2 separate regions of the Homo sapiens genome follow, and region 1 is linked to region 2. A link is a loop called in an ENCODE intact Hi-C map of the cell type or tissue named here. Cell type or tissue: dorsolateral prefrontal cortex. All regions are shown on one strand. Each heading gives the region's core, and the rest is flanking DNA. Links, peaks and the distances in the headings are about the cores only.

Region 1 (2,874 bases), core at 375-2,874, 180 kb after region 2:
CTGACCTTTCTACAATGAATATTTAATTAAAAAGATAATGAAAGTTTGGAACACAACCACGACCAAATCTGTCTGTATCTTTGGTTCTCTGTGCAGACACCTTTAGATAGTTAAGGGTTGGCCAGGCGTGATCTATATGTACCGGTTGTATAGGTCATGCCTGTAATCCCAGCACTTTGGGAGGAAGAGGTGGGAGGGTCACTTGAGCCCAACAGTTCGAGACCAGCCTGGGCAACATGGCGAAACCTTGTCTCTAGTAAAATACAAAAATGAGCTGGGCATGGTGGTGTATCTCTGTGGTCCCAGCTACTAGAGAGGCTGAGGTGGGTGGATCGCTTGAGCCAGGGAGATTGAGGCTGTAGTGAGCTGTGATAGCACCACTTCACTCTAGCCTGGGCAACAGAGCAAGACCCTGTCTCAAAAAACAAAAACAAGATAGTTAAGGGTTGAGTGTGAGGAAAGGTCTGAGGGTTGAGAAGGGGTGGAGGATGCACCTGGGCCTATGACAGGGGTCCACGGAGGTGGCTGATGGCAAAAGCTGGGGGACTCCAACTGCTGATGCTGAAACAAGCTTGTGTCTCACATACACAGGGACAGTTCACTGAGCTTCAATGACAGGCACCTCCTGCTCATCACATCTTTTCTCTCTAGGACAGCTTTGCCCTTATTTTAACTAGACTTCCCTTGAACCAAAAGGGAAGGCTACATGCTGTGACTTGCTGGGCAGCCTGGAAAGGCGGGCCACTCCTAGCCACAGAGATGAGACAGAGTTCAGACAAGAGCTTATCCCCAGTCTTCCTTTTCTATTTTGTTTATTTTATTTTATTTTTTTATTTATTGAGACAGAGTCTCTGTCACCCAGGCTGGGGTGCAGTGATGCGACATTGGCTTACTGCAGTCTCCACCTCCTGGGCTCAGGTGATCCTCCCACCTCAGCCTCCCGAATAGCTGGGATCACAGTAGTGCACCACCATACCTGGCTAATTTTTTTGTATTTTTTGTACAGACAAAATTTCACCACATTGCCCAGGCTGGTCTCGAACTCCTGGACTCAAGCGATCCGCCCACCTCAGCCTCCCAAAGTGCTCGGATTACAGGCATGAGCCACTATGCCCAGCCTTGCTCTTCCTTTAAAGCCTCCTGTCCTTCCCCAGGTCCCCAGTTCATAGCAGGATCAAAGGTCACTGGGCGCTCACCCCGTCTTCAAGATGCTCTTTCCTATGTCACTGCTTACGCCCAGGTCAGATGTGACTAGAGCCTAAGGAGCTCCCACCTCCCTCTCTGTGCTGGGACTCACAGAGGGAGACCTCAGGAGGCAGTCTGTCCATCACATGTCCAAATGCAGAGCATACCCTGGGCTGGGCGCAGTGGCGCACAACTGTAATTCCAGCACTTTGGGAGGCTGATGTGGAAGGATCACTTGAGCCCAGAAGTTCTAGACCAGCCTGGGCAACATGGCAAGACCCTATCTCTACAAAAAAAGTTAAAAAATCAGCCACGTGTGGTGACACACACCTGTAGTCCCAGCTATTCAGGAGGCTGAGGTGAGGGGATCACTTAAGGCTGGGAGGTTGAGGCTGCAGTGAGTCGTGGTTGCGCCACTGCACTCCAGCCTGGGCAACAGTGAGACCCTGTCTCAAAAGACAAAAAAAAAAAAAAAAAAAAAAAGAACATATCCTGGTGTGGAGTAGGGGACGCTGCTCTGACAGAGGCTCGGGGGCCTGAGCTGGCTCTGTGAGCTGGGGAGGAGGCAGACAGCCAGGCCTTGTCTGCAAGCAGACCTGGCAGCATTGGGCTGGCCGCCCCCCAGGGCCTCCTCTTCATGCCCAGTGAATGACTCACCTTGGCACAGACACAATGTTCGGGGTGGGCACAGTGCCTGCTTCCCGCCGCACCCCAGCCCCCCTCAAATGCCTTCCGAGAAGCCCATTGAGCAGGGGGCTTGCATTGCACCCCAGCCTGACAGCCTGGCATCTTGGGATAAAAGCAGCACAGCCCCCTAGGGGCTGCCCTTGCTGTGTGGCGCCACCGGCGGTGGAGAACAAGGCTCTATTCAGCCTGTGCCCAGGAAAGGGGATCAGGGGATGCCCAGGCATGGACAGTGGGTGGCAGGGGGGGAGAGGAGGGCTGTCTGCTTCCCAGAAGTCCAAGGACACAAATGGGTGAGGGGACTGGGCAGGGTTCTGACCCTGTGGGACCAGAGTGGAGGGCGTAGATGGACCTGAAGTCTCCAGGGACAACAGGGCCCAGGTCTCAGGCTCCTAGTTGGGCCCAGTGGCTCCAGCGTTTCCAAACCCATCCATCCCCAGAGGTTCTTCCCATCTCTCCAGGCTGATGTGTGGGAACTCGAGGAAATAAATCTCCAGTGGGAGACGGAGGGGTGGCCAGGGAAACGGGGCGCTGCAGGAATAAAGACGAGCCAGCACAGCCAGCTCATGTGTAACGGCTTTGTGGAGCTGTCAAGGCCTGGTCTCTGGGAGAGAGGCACAGGGAGGCCAGACAAGGAAGGGGTGACCTGGAGGGACAGATCCAGGGGCTAAAGTCCTGATAAGGCAAGAGAGTGCCGGCCCCCTCTTGCCCTATCAGGACCTCCACTGCCACATAGAGGCCATGATTGACCCTTAGACAAAGGGCTGGTGTCCAATCCCAGCCCCCAGCCCCAGAACTCCAGGGAATGAATGGGCAGAGAGCAGGAATGTGGGACATCTGTGTTCAAGGGAAGGACTCCAGGAGTCTGCTGGGAATGAGGCCTAGTAGGAAATGAGGTGGCCCTTGAGGGTACAGAACAGGTTCATTCTTCGCCAAATTCCCAGCACCTTGCAGGCACTTACAGCTGAGTGAGATAATGCCTGGGTTATGAAATCAAAAAGTTGG
Region 2 (2,906 bases), core at 220-2,719:
AGGTTCATGCCATTCTCCTGCCTCAGCCTCCCAAGTAGCTGGGACTACAGGTGCCCGCCACGCCACGACCAGCTAATTTTTTGTATTTTTATTAGAGACAGGGTTTCACCGTGTTGGCCAGGATGGTCTCGATCTCCTGACCTCGTGATCCGCCTGCCTTGGCCTCCCAAAGTGCTGGGATTACAGGCGTGAGCCACCACGCCCAGGCTTCTTTTATTTTGAGACGGAGTCTCGCTCTGTCGCCTAGGCTGGAGTGCAATGACGTGATCTTGGCTCACTGCAAGCTCCACCTCCCGGGTCCATGCCATTCTCCTGCCTCAGCCTCCCAAGTAGCTGGGACTACAGGCACCCACCACACCACGACTGGCTAATTTTTTATATTTTTACTAGAGACGGGGTTTCACCGTGTTAGCCAGGATGGTCTTGATCTCCTGATCTCGTGATCTGCCCACCTCAGCCTCCCAAAGTGCTGGGATTACAGGCGTGAGCCACTGCGCCTGGCAGCAAAACCCCGTTTCTATAAAAACAAAAATTGGCCGGGCATGGCGGCACACGCCTGTAGTCCCAGCTACTTGGGAGGCTGAGGTGGGAGAATCAGTTGAGTCTGGGAGGTCGAGGCTGCAGTGAGCTGTGACTGTGCCACTGCACTCCAGCCTGGGCAACAGAATGAGACCCTGTCTCAAAACAAAAAAAAAAGAATCCCTACCTGAAGCCAGCCACAGTTGGAGCATTTGTTTCTTTGGGAAACTAGGAAAACTGAGACCCAGAACAGAAAAGCAGCTCACTTTAAGGTTGCCCAGTCCTTCAGCCAAATCTGGGTGGGGAAATTGGGATTAGAAATCGGGGATCCCTCACAAGCTCAGGTCACCCTTTACCTGACCCGGCAGAGGGGCGTCACAGACCCTGTAGTGCATCTGCGCTGGGCTTTGGAACGCGCTGCCGTGTGTATGAAGGTTCACTAAGTGGATTCATCATTCTATTTATGCTTTACTTAGGCTAAAATTACAGAGAATAGGTGTTCTCTGAGCCTTTCAACAGATGGCAGAGAAGCTAGTCCAGGCACAGACTCAGAGGAACTGAGAAAGTTAAACTAAAATAAAATCCTGCTTCAGATAACAGAAATAGAAAGTCCAGGAAATCTGAAGACTATGGGCTGGTTCGCTTTTCCAGTAGGAGAAAGCTCCCTCTCCACCCAGAGCCCTTCTCTCCTGCTGACAGCCAGGCTCTCCTTGCCCTCTCTCTGCCCCCTGCCCACCACCCGGGGCAGCACTGGCCTCTGGCAGTCGGTAGAGCTTCATGGTGCGCTGCATGGTCATATTTCTGCTCAGGTGGGAGAACTTCACTTCAATCAGCTTCCGTGGGTTTAGGGACCGATGCCAATACCTGTGGGGACACAAATGTCCTGTCCTCAGGGTTCTGGCCAATCCCTATTACAAGGACAATGGCAGGGAGACCCCAGCTGGCCAGCAGGTGGCGTGAGAGACACATCAGGTGCCTCCGGAGTCAGTGGTGTCACCCTGCTCTCCAGCCTCCCCCTCCCCACAGTGAGTGCTGCCAAAGCTCCTCCTGGATTTTCTTTCTCCCTATTTTTCTTGCTCAATTTCAAAAACTATTCCTTTGCTACAGCGGTTGTCTGGGGAGACCAATCCTCACTCCTAGAATCAAGTCAACGGAAAAGGACTGTAGTCATGCCCAGAAGATGATGGCAGAGGCACTCACCCTCCTCCCTCCTCCCCTTCTGCTTTCACACCTGGTGTTTTTACTTTTAAAGTTCTCTAAGGAGAGATTATTCAATTGTTTTAAACAACTTTCTAAGGCAGAGGTTGCCCTTAGATCACATAGCTGACTTGCTCTATTTGGTGCACACAATATTCAAAACAATTTGAGCCAACCATTTAAAACTTTAGGACATTTCCCATAAAAATCCAGATTTGGGCTCATCCCTAAAAACAAAAACAAACCACCAGTACCGCCCCCCACCATCTCCAAATGGCAGCAGCCAGCAGACACCAAGAGCCCTCCAGACAAGGCAGGGACTTGCCAATCTGCCATCCCTACAACCCTCCCGCCCTCTCCATGCTCCCCATCTGGCTCCTGCAGGCACCAAGTGCCCGCCTTACCAGATACGCCAGAGGTGGGATGCTAAGGGCGGAGCTGTGACTCACAGTGGCACATGCTCCTCAACTACAGTGCAGACACCCGCATTTTTGGGGCCTTACAGGAAGACAGTTTTACCTGCAGGTGCCAACGGGCTTTGGTAGTACCACCCCGGCAGTGTAAACTGCTTGGAAGATGCCCTCCAGGTGAACCCGCCTGGTGATCTCTCGGATCAGAACTGGAGCAACCCTCTTGGAACGCAGCTTCTTGTGGACACACAGGAAGTTGATCTCTACCATCTTCTTCTCTCTAAGAGGGGGAAAAATCCAGGTGACAAGGTTTTTAACAGGGAAGGGAATGGTGATCCCATCAAGCACGTGCAGCCACACCTAGAAGGACCAGGTCTGCAGCACGGGTGTACTTTTAGCTGCCACCTGCACTCAGTACTGGGACTCCCCACCACACTCCACCAGGCAAGGAGCCTGCCTCACTTCAACAGAATCTATTTCCAAAGGAAGGTGGGACCCAAGCAAACACCTTTATTTGAAGGTACCACCAGCATCTCCCTGATGAGTCCCTAGGAGTTGGCTGGGGAATCCCACCTTTAGCATGCAGGGAAGCAGCACAGGGAACCCACGGGGCAGGTCAAGGCAATTCTAGGGTTTCAAGGGTTCTGATTCCCTCAAGAACACAGCTGGTAATAAGCCCTGAAGACTGTGGCAGGCAGATGGTTTCAACACTTCCAGGGAAAATGAAGAGCAGAGATCACAGGCCCCAAGGACTATCTGAATCTGGGTCACACTCGCTCT

Evidence for each region. Hi-C counts contacts between places; a loop is a spot of excess contacts. Peaks named below come from ENCODE experiments on the same cell type or tissue, not always from the same donor. Only the 100,000 strongest peaks of a DNase experiment are listed, where the experiment ranks them.
Region 1: it touches region 2 in a loop (5-fold over the local background); 79 of 110 quality-filtered maps call a loop at or near these places.

The regions. Positions count from the first base shown.
Region 1 is chr17:44,916,052-44,918,925 of GRCh38, reverse strand. It overlaps LOC105371793 (a long non-coding RNA gene), which reads right to left and starts at 207. Exons shown (of 2, transcript XR_934781.3): 1 at 1-207. In dorsolateral prefrontal cortex, for the core only: no CTCF peak of the experiment used is centred there; a DNase peak (open chromatin) is centred at 1,825; H3K27ac peaks cover 1,570 bases.
Region 2 is chr17:45,097,882-45,100,787 of GRCh38, reverse strand. NMT1 (N-myristoyltransferase 1) reads right to left here. Exons shown (of 12, transcript NM_021079.5): 7 at 2,236-2,406; 8 at 1,275-1,383. Among named protein-coding and RNA genes, the nearest start is that of MIR6784, 15 kb to the left of the region's middle. RefSeq lists enhancers at 1,198-1,247, 1,659-2,159, 2,160-2,660. In dorsolateral prefrontal cortex, for the core only: CTCF peaks have their summits at 1,275 and 1,474 (motif pointing right); a DNase peak (open chromatin) is centred at 1,487; H3K27ac peaks cover 2,500 bases.